2 separate regions of the Homo sapiens genome follow, and region 2 is linked to region 1. Evidence: chromatin contacts called from ENCODE Hi-C or POLR2A ChIA-PET data. All regions are on one chromosome and are shown on one strand. Each heading gives the region's core, a stretch centred on a gene start or an enhancer-like site at or near the end of the contact. The rest is flanking DNA. Distances are from core to core; before and after follow the strand shown. Region 1 has its middle 69 kb from the start of LINC00456. Region 2 overlaps UBAC2 (UBA domain containing 2).

The links. Hi-C counts contacts between places; a loop is a spot of excess contacts on that map. ChIA-PET counts read pairs that join two places held with the same protein, here RNA polymerase II (POLR2A).
Region 2: a map of sciatic nerve shows a loop between it and region 1 (21-fold over the local background). The contact joins two enhancer-like sites. A Hi-C loop is called at or near these places in 1 of 168 maps with a recorded cell type or tissue (sciatic nerve). POLR2A ChIA-PET finds 5 or more read pairs at or near these places in 1 of 52 experiments (activated T-cell).

The regions. Positions count from the first base shown.
Region 1 is chr13:97,107,238-97,113,646 of GRCh38, forward strand. No RefSeq gene overlaps it. Among named protein-coding and RNA genes, the nearest start is that of LINC00456, 69 kb to the right of the region's middle. RefSeq lists a silencer at 2,766-2,945. Within about 2 kb of position 2,799, at least 10 of the 41 ENCODE cell types and tissues checked have a DNase peak (open chromatin) inside an H3K27ac peak, as active enhancers do.
Region 2 is chr13:99,379,037-99,385,445 of GRCh38, forward strand. It overlaps UBAC2 (UBA domain containing 2), which reads left to right. Exons shown (of 9, transcript NM_001144072.2): 9 at 6,192-6,409. The coding sequence ends at 6,299. Among named protein-coding and RNA genes, the nearest start is that of MIR623, 26 kb to the left of the region's middle. RefSeq lists a silencer at 4,299-4,593 and an enhancer at 6,321-6,409. Within about 2 kb of position 5,160, at least 4 of the 41 ENCODE cell types and tissues checked have a DNase peak (open chromatin) inside an H3K27ac peak, as active enhancers do.

The DNA of each region.
Region 1 (6,409 bases), core at 1,549-4,048:
TGCTGGAAGCTGATTAGATGGTGCCCACCTAGGTTGAGGATGGGTCTGCCTTTCCCAGTCCAGTGACTCAAATGTTAATCTCCTTTGGCAACGCCCTCACAGACACACTCGGGAACACTACTTTGCATCCTTCAGTCAAGTTAACACTCAATATTAACTATCATAATATCTAATCTTATATTTTCCATATGTGGGCCCCCAAGAGGTTAGAGGCCAAAGCTTGAAGCAACCAGGTACAAACAAGAAATTTTGTTTAAAATGTAAAGGAAATGTTAAAAAAATTAAACAACATTTTAGAATATTGTGTTTCATCCTAAAAACCCATGCAAAATTTACTTGCTACTTCATAATATTTCTGTGTCATCTCTCCCTTCCTCACCCCCCAAAAGCTGTGAGTTATAAATGTGCTCCTGGGGCCAGGTGCAGTGGCTCACGCCTGTAATCCCAGCACTTTGGGATGCCAAGGCAGGTGGATCACCTGAGGTCAGGGGTTCGAGACCAGCTTGGCCAACATGGTGAAACCCCATCTCTACTAAAAATACAAAAACTAGCTGGGCATGGTGGCGGGCGCCTGTAATTCCAGCTACTTGGGAGACTGAGGCGGGAGGATCGCTTGAACCTGGGAGGCAGAGGTTGCAGTGAGCTTAGCTTGTGCCATTGCACTCCAGTCTGGGTGACAAGAGGGAAACTCTGTATCAGAAAAAAAAAAAAAAAAAAAGTGCTCCTGGAACATGGGCCAAGTTCATCCTGGGACTTCGTGACAATCCCTCCTGTCCTCTCCTGCCCAAGCCCTCGGGGGCTGCACATTCCTCAGCTGAAGAAGAAACACTGCCTGTTGGCCCAACTTGATTCTTACATAGTTTCTTCTCTGGATGGTATGATATAAAAGTCAAACCACAGAGGTTCTAAGTTAACAGAGAAAATGGTGAAGGGGACCAAAAATAAAGAGAAATGATTATTATTGTTATTATTTTGAAGTGAATAGGAATAGGAGTTTTCTCTGGGCTAGCATGACAGCATTCGGGGGATGGAGCTGGCCTCCTGGTATCTTGCTGCAATATCAGAATGGTGGGGAACCCTTGCCCTGACAGCATCGCAGACTGTCAGTGATCCATCACTGTTTATCATACTCACATTAAATTATGCTTGGCGTGTACTATAAGTCTGGAAACCCTGCCAGATTCGGTCTCTGGCTGCAACGTGGCTGCCTCTGACTAAGGAGGCTTGATGGGTATTTTATCATCTTTTTAGAGATGGACGTCGCTTGGGCCTTCTTAGGTAATGCGAGGTATGGTGTTTCCATGAGACCAGAGTAGCTCTCAAGGTGTGATATTTTTCTAGGGGAAGAGCTCTGGGAAAGGGGCTCATGTATTTTTGGCCCTAGACCTGACTTTTTTTAGCTGGCGAATGTGATAAACAGGCTGAATCCTAACTTTCTGTTGGCTGCCCTGATTCTGCGCTGACTCAGCTTTCTTTGTGGCTTCCTGCCAATGCATGTAAGGTACCATCCAAAGTCTGGGAGAAGATGCTCAGTCATCTTTTTATTGTTTCTAGAGAAATGTCCTTAGTGAACAAATAGCCCTGATTGACAGCCATAAAATAAGAGAATTATATCATATAATGTCTACGGTGCTTTCCAGTGTGTGCATTTTTAAACTTTGAAATTTCCAGTTAAATTGAGAGGGAGAGATGCTTCATAGCCCCACAAGAGGTGGAGAGGGGGAACCTTAAAGTATTTCCTGAGCTGAAGTTTCCAATGAAGCAGAAGCATGTTGTAAGTCAGTATCCAGACTAGACAAGACTAAAGTGTCCACTCTCTTTATATCAGAGAGGAATCAAACTAAAACTTTTTGAGGGAAGGTTCAGATTGAGAGTTAGTCTGCTTAATAAGGGATAAATGACCCCACCAGCTCATTAAGTGGAACCTCAGGGACTCACCCTGGAGAATGTACAAATGTGCATCTCTCTCTCCTGGACCCTGATGAGCATAGGATAAACATGCTTAATTTGTAATATTCCTTTCTCTGCAACATAAATGACGTATCTTGGGCAGGCAAGGCTGACCCTTTGATATATTTCACCCATGGTAGGATCTTTAAAACATGAAAGTTTGTTCAGAGACCACAGCTCTAAGCCTGTAGATCATTTTGGAGAGGATGGAAGCCAGGTAGCCTTTGGCAGGGCCCCTGGCATGCTTGGTGCTGTCTTGCTTGATGAGAAATGTGTGGTTCCACCGCCGGGGGTGGGCGGGGGGATTATCCAACAATTTATTTCTACACAACAACGGCACATGAAAAAAAAAAAAAAAGGCTTGGCTCAGAATGTGAGAGCTGAAATGAACCTTCAGGGTCACCTCCATCAACCCCTCTCTCCGCAAACAAAGAACACCAGGACCCCACACGGCTAAGTGGGTGGGTCCCGCTCCCATAGCTAATTAACGGCAGACTCAGGTATAGAAACCTGGTATCTGTAATCAAAATGGCCCTAATTCAAAACCTGGTCGGGCCACTCAGTAAGCCATGTTCCCCTCGGTAATTTATCCAGTCCCCCCTGAGCCTCACTTTGCTCCGCCACAAAACAAGAATGACCCTCCTTGCTTTTTAGGGCTCCTCTGCAGATTAAATTCATTAGCACCTCGAACGTTGGAAAGACACAATATTTTCTTGCCCTCCCCTCCTCTTATCAGCTTGAATCGATGCGTCATGAACTCAGTGATTTCCTCTTCGCAAGCCTGCTCTGGATGCAGTCTGGTGTTACATAACCGGCTGGCTGAGGACGCAGGTCCCCTGGGCGCTGCCGGCGCGCTGTGACCAGACACGCGGGCGCGGGTGGGGGGTTCCGTCCAGCAGAGGGCGGCAAAGGACGCCCGGCGCGGTCCCACGGCCCTGCGGGCGAGCAGCAAGCTACTGCGTTCCCTTCGGGAAGGCCTAATGAGCTCTTCCTGCACCGTGTTCTTTTCGGTAGAAGCATTTTTCCTGCCTCACTTAAGTGAGTACACAGTGTTTTGGCAACTGCCATGTGTCCATATTTTTTTTTAGTTTTTGCTTTGTTTGGTTCTGGTTTACTTGAGGGGCGCTCATGACATTTGCTAAGCATTTCCACGCTTATGGTCTTCTCGCAGTTTGATGTCTCCAGTGCCCCAAAAGGAGTCATTTTTATTCCCAATTTACAGATGATGACGGCGATATTCAGATAAGTTTAGTGACGTGGCAGAAGCAGATGCCCTTTCTAAACCAAGGAAGGGGCTGGGATGAGGAAGGGGAGGTATTTAATTTGACCGTTTCTGCCTCCTTCTGTCAGACATATTCGACAGGATTTATTCGGTGCTTGAGGTAAGTCAGGTACTTTTGTAAGTGCCTGGGAACATGAAATAAAAAGGAGGTGGCAAGTCTTCAATTTAATTCGAAAGACTGCATAATTTTTTTGACCTCTGAAAGTGGTTTGGGAGGAGGTAGAGGCTGGGTTTCCTGCAGTGTAGACAGGGTCTGTTACACCCGCTCCCTCCCAGAACTGCTGGATCCCAATCTGCAGTTTCACAAGCCCCCAGGTGACTTATCCACACACTTTAAAGTGTGAGATGCGCAGCCCTGGAGGGCACCCAGGAGCTCCATTCAAATATTTGGAAGGCCAATATTTGAAAGAGTAAGTGTATTTGTTTTGTTTTGCTCTAAAAGATAGGTTTAAGTTTAATTAACATAAGCCACAAGAAAACGAGATTTCCAAATCCTGTAATGAACAGGGGATTTGGAGTCGGGCCTTCTCCTAAACCTTACTAGCTTGTTACTAGTTGCCAGGTGAGTTGAAGCTGGAGGGACTTGGCGAAACTTCTTCTCTCTGATTCTTATGACTCCTAAGATGGGAATGTTGTTCTCTAGCCCCCACTGGGTGACTGCTGTTGGCTTTTCCCCATCGAATAAGATAGGAAATTTGAAAGTTGTAATTATTAACTGCCCGGGTCAGAGATAGAGCGCTCTGCTCTGTGAGGTAGTAAGTGGCTCTTCACACATTGAGGGACAGTGCAAATGGAGGTGGGGATGTATATTTGGGGCTCTTATGAAATTCAGTATGGTTGGGGCATGTAGTGGGGATGGAGGTGGAGGTGAAGAATGCGAGAGCTGATGGCACAATTAGGACTAGAACCCAGAAGTTCACTCATTTCATAGTTATTGTGTTAGAAGTAAGAGCAGTCCCCACAATGCCCCACCCTTAGTTTGGCTCCCCCGCTCCCCCCGCCTTACAGACAGGGTCTTGCTCTGATGTCCTGGCTGGAGTGCAGTGGTGCCATCATAGTTCACTGTAGCCTTGAAACCCCCCTGGGCTCAAGGTGTGAGCCACTACACCTGGCCTGACGCCTTAAAACTAATGCTAGATGACATCTGCTTAGTTGGGAGCATCACAGACCACATACCAGGGGTGTCCAATCTTTTGGCTTCCCTGGGCCACACTGGAAGAGGAAGAATTGTTTTGAACTACACATAAAATACACTAACACTAACAATAGCTGACATGTTAAAAAAATAAAACAAACTCATAATGTTTTAAGAAAGTTTAAGTATTTGTGTTGGGCTGCATTCAAAGCTGTCCTGGGCCACATGCCACCCATGGGCTGCAGGTTGGAAAAGCTTGACCTGGATTCTTCTAGCTAATTGTGAGTATAGGAGAAGGCCGTCTGTTTACTGCTTCTGGAGCCCTCTGCGTAAGTGCAATTAGGAACGAGTGGAAACAATGAGGAGGGGAGCATAAGAATAGCTTGGTTGTGACCACTGGAACCCAAAGCAGCACTTGTCTTGTCAGCGCTGTGTTATCAATCAGGAAGGCAGCCGTGGCTTCTCCCGGGAGGCAGGCACCAAGATGAGGAAGCCTGAAGTTCTGGGCCCTGCAGAGTCCTTTCAGTGCAGGGGGGCAGAGAGAAGGAGCGTGAGGAGACCCACATGGGAGGCATGCAGGAGGCCCTCTGTGTATGTCTATGGAATGGGCCCCTCAAGGAGCCGCTAAGCAGCGGGAAACTCCACCCACTGGCTTATTCTCACCCCTGGGCTCCTCCATCCCCTCACCCTTCATAGAGCCCAAAACAAAGACAAAACTTGTGCCAGCTTCAGAAAGGTCAGTTCTGATTTAGACCTTTGGTCTGACTTGAATGGCATCTCTTAAATACTGAGTTAATTAAAGAAAGGGCACAATCTACAGAAACCCATTCTATCAAGTTCTGCCTCAGAGAACGCCCGTTAGCCTGACATAGGATGTTTCCTTAGTGTTGTCGTTGCCTGTTGTTGGGCCCTCCAGACAAGCTCAGCGCCGTAGTCGCTCCATGTTCGAGCTCTGTTTTGTAAGCCATCTAGCATTTTGCTTCCAAGGGTGGAAGGCTGGAGTGGCAGAGGAGCTGAGAAATGTAATATCAGCCAGTGAGGAATGCAGACTGGAACCTGAACCGTCTTTGGTTTACATAGTCTTGGTTGAAATGATGTGGTCATTTATCTCGATGGATGTTTATCCTACTCAAGACAGTTTCTTCCTAAACCAGGGCAAGACTTTCCCCCTCCCCTCCTTTCTCCACTTCTCTTCTTCCATCCCCTCAGCATTGAATCCTTCCAGTGCCCAGGAATTCCTCCAGATCCTATACGTTCCAGAAACAGGCAACCTCCTGCTCATTCAAGGAATGCTGGAATTTAATACTGTCTGTGCCACCTTTTTTTTTGCCCTGAATGACTGAATGAGTGAATGAATGAATGAATCACATAGAAAACACCTTGTCGTTTCAACTTAATTCTGAAAATACATTCAAATGTATTTTTGTGCTTTTTGCTGAGTTTCTACCTGAAACAGATGCCCATCCTTTTCACACCATTGGCAGTTTCGTGTGATTTTATTTTTTCCCTTCCTCAGATTTCCTGGTTACTTTTTTTTTCAAAGCATGAAGCTGTAAAAAGAGTGTGGGATTTGGAACTGGGCTGCCTGCATATTAGTCCCAGACTTGCCCCCGACTCGCTGACAAACCCTGAGCACGCCACTCACCCTGTGAGCCTCAGTTTCCCCACCAGTGAACAGAGACCCAGCCAAGCTCCCGTGAGTTCTGTGAGGATGTACAAAAAAGAGCTTTGAAAAGGTGACATGCAGATGACTCTCTTTCTTTTCTTTTCTTTTCTCTTTCTTTCTTTCTCTCTCTCTCCCTCCCCACCTCCCTCCCTTCCTCCCTCTCTCTCTCTTTCTCGCTCTTTCTTTCTCTTTCTCTCTCTTTCTTTCTTTCTCTTTCTTTCTCCTTTCTTTCTTTTCCTCTACTGTGTCATCTCCATTTGCTTTCTCTAATGTTCTTCTCTTTTCTCTCCTGAAAACTGGCATTTTAAAAACTGTTGCTGTTGCAATGAGTACTTGCCTTTTAAAAATCTTCAAGTTGCTAAGCAGCGTCAGCCCC
Region 2 (6,409 bases), core at 3,910-6,409, 2.3 Mb after region 1:
GTGAGCACAAGCCACAGGTCCAAAATGTTTGTGAGACCAATCAGAAAAGATATCCCTAGTTAAACATGCCTTTTTGTTAGCATAATAATGGTCTGGTAAGAAATTCGCTGCTTGAAAACAGCAAGGACACAAACTTTTGCCTGTCATGCAAGTTTACGCTTATGCATGCCTGCTGCATTAGCACATCCCAGCAAAGTTGTTCTGCCCTTGATGTCCTCAGTTCCTGGAGGGGCTGTCTCATTAGCTGTAGTTGTGTCTTTCTGGAGCAATAAAACCAAAACAGTGATGTTCCATCAGCATTATAGACTTGTTCTGGCATCAGATTTTTGTCAGCAATGACCTTGGCAAACTCACCAATGAATTTCTTTGCTGCTTCATGATGCTTTGTCACCACATTAAAAAATTTGGTTTCATGTTTTTTCTTAAATTTCTGCAGCCAACATGTTGAATATTCATAGTTCCTTTTCATTTTCAGTTCCTCATCCTGATAGATCCTTGCTTGTTTCCTGACCCACATAGCATTAAGTGGCAGGTGTTCACTGCAACACCAAGGGATCCATCCTCGGTACATGATCAGGATCTTCATTTTTAGCTTTATGCAGTGTTTCTCTATTTTTCATTAATTTCTGTTTATCACTTTTAGCACAGAACTTCAACAGTTTATCCTTCTGTTTCTTCAGATCCTATATGGTGGTCACTCCAACACCATACTCTCCTGTAAGACGTTTCACACTTACACTGCTCTCCACTTTCTCCAACAGCTTGACTTTCTGTGCTATAGATAAACATAAATCTTTTTCTTATCACTGTTACCCAGAGGGTATCTGCACACCTTTTAGATATTTTAACAACATTTTTATAACACAGAGCAGAAAGTAAGCAAAAAAGCACAGTGAGTGACGCACGTGGGTTTTGGCCCCATGCAGGTCATTGTGGGGAACCTGCCCACTGGCATGTGCTTGCGTGGGGGAGTCGGGGCATGTGCAGAAAAGGCATGTCACAGCTGAAGGAGGGTGAGAGGGTCTCTTTTCCCTTGGAGACACTGAATAAACTACATGTTGTGGCCTGCATTTTGACTGCAGCCCATCACATGAGGTCAGGTGTGGAACTTGCCATTTGTACTGCCATGTTGGTACTCAAAAAGTTTCAAATTCTGGAGCATTTTCGATTTTGAATTTTCAGATTAGGAATGCTTAACGTGTGTTTTGCTTACCTGACTGCACGTCTGCGCAGGCCTCAATTTCGTCTTTCTGTAATTTGAGCACAGGAGTTGATGCTTCACATGCCGAGTAAGCTTTCCCAGGAGAGACCGTAATGAGATGTGTGGGGACTGGGCGTGCTGGGCTTCTCTGAGCAGAGGAATAGTGAGAGCCACAGCAGTAATTGTTAGTGTCCACCAAAGAGCCCTACAGACAACTGTTCTCTGTGCTGCTAGTTTTTGCTCCAGTTCTTACTGTCTATATGGTGAACCTCTGAAACTACATAAAGAAAGGACAGCAGGGGCCACTTGGCTAACTTGCACGGCTGTGAGCACTGCACTGCACCCCTCCACTGGGGAGTATTGGGTAAGCACCCATCGGAACACCTATCCCCTGACCCTTCTCGTCCTTGCTGGCTGGTTGTCATCGCATACCCAAGCCCAAGCATGCAGTTTCAGTTTGCCATGGATGTTTAGTTTTGGACACTATGGGAAACCTTCAGGTGCCCTTTCTTAGTGTAATTGTTTATTCTTTTTAAAGAACTGTGCTAACATTATTGCTACTTAGCAATAGTTTTTAATCTGGTGAAAATAACAGGTCAGTGGGCAGTGAAAGTTCTCCTGTCACACTTGTCTTCTCACCCATAAAAATCACTTAAAGCTCTGAAGCCAGCTTTGGCTAAAGGGGCATGATCTGCCCCGCAGAGGATGAAGAGCGAGCCCGCTGCAAGCTGTGACAGCAGACGCTCTCTTCTGCCAAGACCTGTGAAAAGCCAGTCTTAGTTGTCAAAACCAGCACCGCGGCACATGTCGTTCATGTCTGAGAGAATGAACTCAGAAGGAAGTCTCGTGTACATAGAAAGCTTTCGTTCTTACTCTAGGATGTCACCTACGTGACTTACAACCCAGCCCAGCCATCCCAGACCTAAGGGGTTCTTCCCTCTCCAGGGCAGGGCCTGCATGCAGTCCATGCTGCTGCCCTGTGTTGGTGACCTGTGTGTAGCCAGCCCATTATCAGCATCCTGTGGATTCCAAACCAAATGTATCATCAGTGGAGGGAGAGCTCAAGTGCCAGGTGGAGCTGTGGCCTAAAGTCACACTTCATCACTCCAGATTATGAATCGTCATTTGCCAGATCTCCAAATTGCTGAGTGTGGACAGCAAATGGATTCGTTTGTGCTGGCTGGGTGCAAAGAAGCAGCCAGTCCTCAGCTGCACTTGAAGTACTACAGGTAGTAGTAAAGGTAGCTTTTCCAAGCCGTTTAAATAAACGTCATTAAGAGTGGCCAAGTTGTTTGGGGGCCATGGCATCATGGTGGTGGATAGTAGGTGGAAGGAAGGCAGGCCAGCTCCCGTTTGGCCTGAGTTATCTCCACCAATGACAATGGTCCTTAACTGGAGGGAACATCATACAGGTTATTTCCACCCAAGATTGGAAAGACCACCTTGATCAGAGAGAGTTTTCCTTCCACATGACACATATCCAGCCTGAGTCCTCCAGCCCCTCTCCCTGCACAACCTGATGGAGGCTTGAGAAAGCACAGGGAGGAACACTTAGCTTGAAAATGTTCCTAAGGAAAAGGAAAGTGTGAATTCTGAGAACCAAGTGGCAGAATTGAAGTTTCACATCTGGCAAAAGCTTAAACAGATTATTATCAAATAGATGGTTTGTGAACGTTGAAAAGACAGCTGTGGTCTAGGACACCAAACCAATCCTGTTGGCAAGAGATCACCAAGACCTTTGACAACATCTCATCAGCTTATGAGAGATGTTGGTGACATGCAGAATGGATAATGATAGTGCAATGAAGTGGGTTTGAAACTGATTAAAAATGTTGATTAACCCCTTGAACACAGAGTTCTGGGCTCTTTGACCTGACGTGTTTGACATTTTCATCAATAATAACTTGAACAAAGTTGTAGAGGTTTACTAATCAAATTTAGGCATGATACAAGTTTGAGGGAGATGATTAACAGTAGATAACAAAATGAGAATTGAAAATAATTCATTTTGGTTGACTGGAAAATGATCAGATGGAATTTAACAGAGATATGTAGAGTCCTAGACTTAAAAGGTCAGGTAGGATTTGAGAGACCTGACTTGACAGCATTTTATGTGAAAATTCCTGAGTGTTTTCAGCAGGCCCAGCTTAACTGGCCACACCAGTGATGCAGCTCCTTACACAAGTGCATGCACAGGCACACACAACACATATGCACACTACTAATGCATTCCTCTGCTCTCATTGAAGCTAAGGGCCCAGACTGTTGGAGGGCAGTGGCCTCACTGCCCTGGTGAGACCACACCCGTGGTGTCACACTCAGTTCTGGGCGCGGTGTTCTGAGACGGTGTGCACAAATGGGAGGGGATGGGCTGAAAGGAACTGGATCCTGAAACACAGGAATGAGCAAAGGCAGCCACAGCCCTCATACTGGGAGTTCACAGTGGTGGGGAGAAGCTATCACCCCACAGACACAGCTGCAGGGAGCCCAGGACAGAAGGCAGTGGGGCAATGAGGACTTCGCTCTGGGGGCCTTCTAGTCTGGGAGACATGGAAAAAGGCAGGGGCCCCAAGACCCACCAGGGGAAGAGGAGTCATCAGGCTCAGGGCAGAGGGCAGAGACAGCAACACAGCAGAACAAGCCACGGTACCCACAGGCCTGGGTGGGGGCCGAGAAAAGCCAGTGGGTTGAGGGAGGAAGGAGAGGGCTGTCACACCCGCAAAGTGCTTTATGTAGGAAAAGAGAATAGGGTTGTTCTCGGTTACTTCAAAGGGCAAAATCAAGAGCTGTGGCATTGTGTGGATGGCAGCTTGTGAGGGGCAGAACACCAGGGTGGCAGCATTCTCAGCCACCTGGCAGTGAGGCCAGGGCACTCAGCCACAGCTGATGTGCATATGATGCATTAGTAGTGTGCATGTGTGTGTGTGTGCCTGTGCACGCTCTTGTGTAAGGAGCTGCATCACTGGTGTGGCCAGTTAAGCTGGGCCTGCTGAAAACACTCAGGAATTTTCACATAAAATGCTCTCGAGTCAGGTCTCTCAAATCCTGCCTGACCTTTTAAGTCTAGGACAGTACATATCTCTGTTAAATTCCATCTGATCATTTTCCAGCCAACCAAATGAATTCTTTTCAATTCTAGTTTTGTTAGCTACTGTTTTTTGTTTTTTGTTTTTTTTATCTACGACACTCTCTCCTCTGGTGGGAAAACAAACTAGAAGGTTTCTGCCTTTGCTCTACGCTGTCCACCAGCCCTGGGCAGCTGAGCATGAATCACCTGAGGGCGCCATAGTGTCCCAGGTGCTGGGCATCTTGCTGCTCCAGGACAGCCCTCCCCACCGCAAGGCATTTGGAAGACACCTGGCAGCCCTTCTTGGCTTCCTAGCCAGGGCTGTGCGTCAGTCCCCGTGCTAAGGGTTGAAAGCAACGTTCCGGGGAGGAGCACGCTCACTGCGTGCATTTGTAAGCCTAGTCCTCACCCACTGAGTGGTCCCATGACATGGGCGGCACCCCCCGTTTGGAAAAGCCCTGGCTGGACTCCAGCTTCTGAGCAGTGTCCACTGCGTGTCCCTGTTGGCCCTCAACTCTTCCCTAAGGCTTTTGGGGGAGGAGGGTCTGGGTGTCTGGGCCTGGGTGGTCACTGGGAGGTTCCCTCCCCCACCTGCCTCTCTACTCTCTGCACCTTCTTCCTCACCTTGCTGAGTCCTTAGGTTAATTTTGCTCAGAATATCCAGAGTTAGCCACTAGGCTGCGGGTGAAGTGGGATAGAGAGGAAGAACAGCAGGCTTTCTGGAGCCACATGCCCAGGCCCATGCCCGGCCCCTCCTCCAGCCACCCCATGCCATAGTCCCCATTCACACCCACTGAGTCCCCTGAGCAGAGGAAGGGGTGGTGATACTGGGCCCCTTCTCTTTCCACCATGTAGCACCAAGTAGCTCGCTCTCTTTCGGAAAGAAAAATTGGAAACTCTGACTAAGTCCTCAGGTGAACCCACAAAAGCCTCTTTAATGCGCAAGTGGCTAAAAAACTCAACATGTACAAGACTGTTGACTTTGATGAGGTGTTACTGCAAGTGCAGTTTATTTTAATATAAGTACAAAAAAAATGTATTCCTGTGGCAATCTGGGGCCATGAATATTTTTGTAATATATTCTTAATTGGGAAAAAAGGTTGCAAATAAGCTTTAGTAACATTGCCAATTTCAATACTGGAGACTGCCTGTAGAGAAAAGTACAGGAAATCTCCGTATTCACAGAATCAGGATTTGTGGTCAAAAACAATGCATGCTTGTTCCTCCCTGCTTCTGGTGGCTTTCACTGCCTCCTTCCTCAGTTGCTGCCCCAGGCTCAGCCCCACTTTGCTGCCTGCGTAAGCCCCAGGCTGCAAGTGGCACAGCTGTCAAAGTAGTCTGAGCACCCAAAGGCAGGCAGTTCTGTGGCAGTGACGCCAGGAGTGCGATGCCAGGGCCGAGCATGGCAGTGACGCCAGGAGTGTGATGCCAGGGCTGAGCGTGGCAGTGACGCCAGGAGTGTGATGCCAGGGCTGAGCGTGGCAGTGACGCCAGGAGTGTGATGCCAGGGCCGAGCGTGGCAGTGATGCCAGGAGTGCGATGCCAGGGCTGAGCATGGGTCACCACCATAGGGAATCAAACGACGCTGAGTCGTGTGTCCTCGCAGTGAGCCTGGGCAGCTCATGCCGACCTGCTTCCAAGGCCTGGTCCCAGTAGGCCACTTTACCCTCAGAAGCCCTGTGTCCTTGTCTGTAGAATGAGGGTTATGTGCGATCATGCATATATATTGGCTACACATAGTGAACATTGAAAAATTTGTACCTGGTATAACTTTTAAGTATCAGATTCCATATTGAAATGAAAATTGGTTTTTTTGTAAACAGTTTTGACCTTTGCCACAAGGCTCACATGAAGAACATTTGGGGCCCAGGGATAAGCGGCAATGTCAGCGCCCTCAGGTTTCTGCGTTTTCTCTGCCTGCAGGTCGCCCGGCTCATGGAGATGGGATTTTCCAGAGGTGATGCTTTGGAAGCCCTGAGAGCTTCAAACAATGACCTCAATGTCGCCACCAACTTCCTGCTGCAGCACTGATAGTCCCAGGCCAACACTGGGACCGGACCGGCAGCCGAGTGACAGTGCGTGGTCCCCACCATCAGATCAGCCCGGGGACCGAGCATCTCTGGTGCTGATGTTCTTGTGGG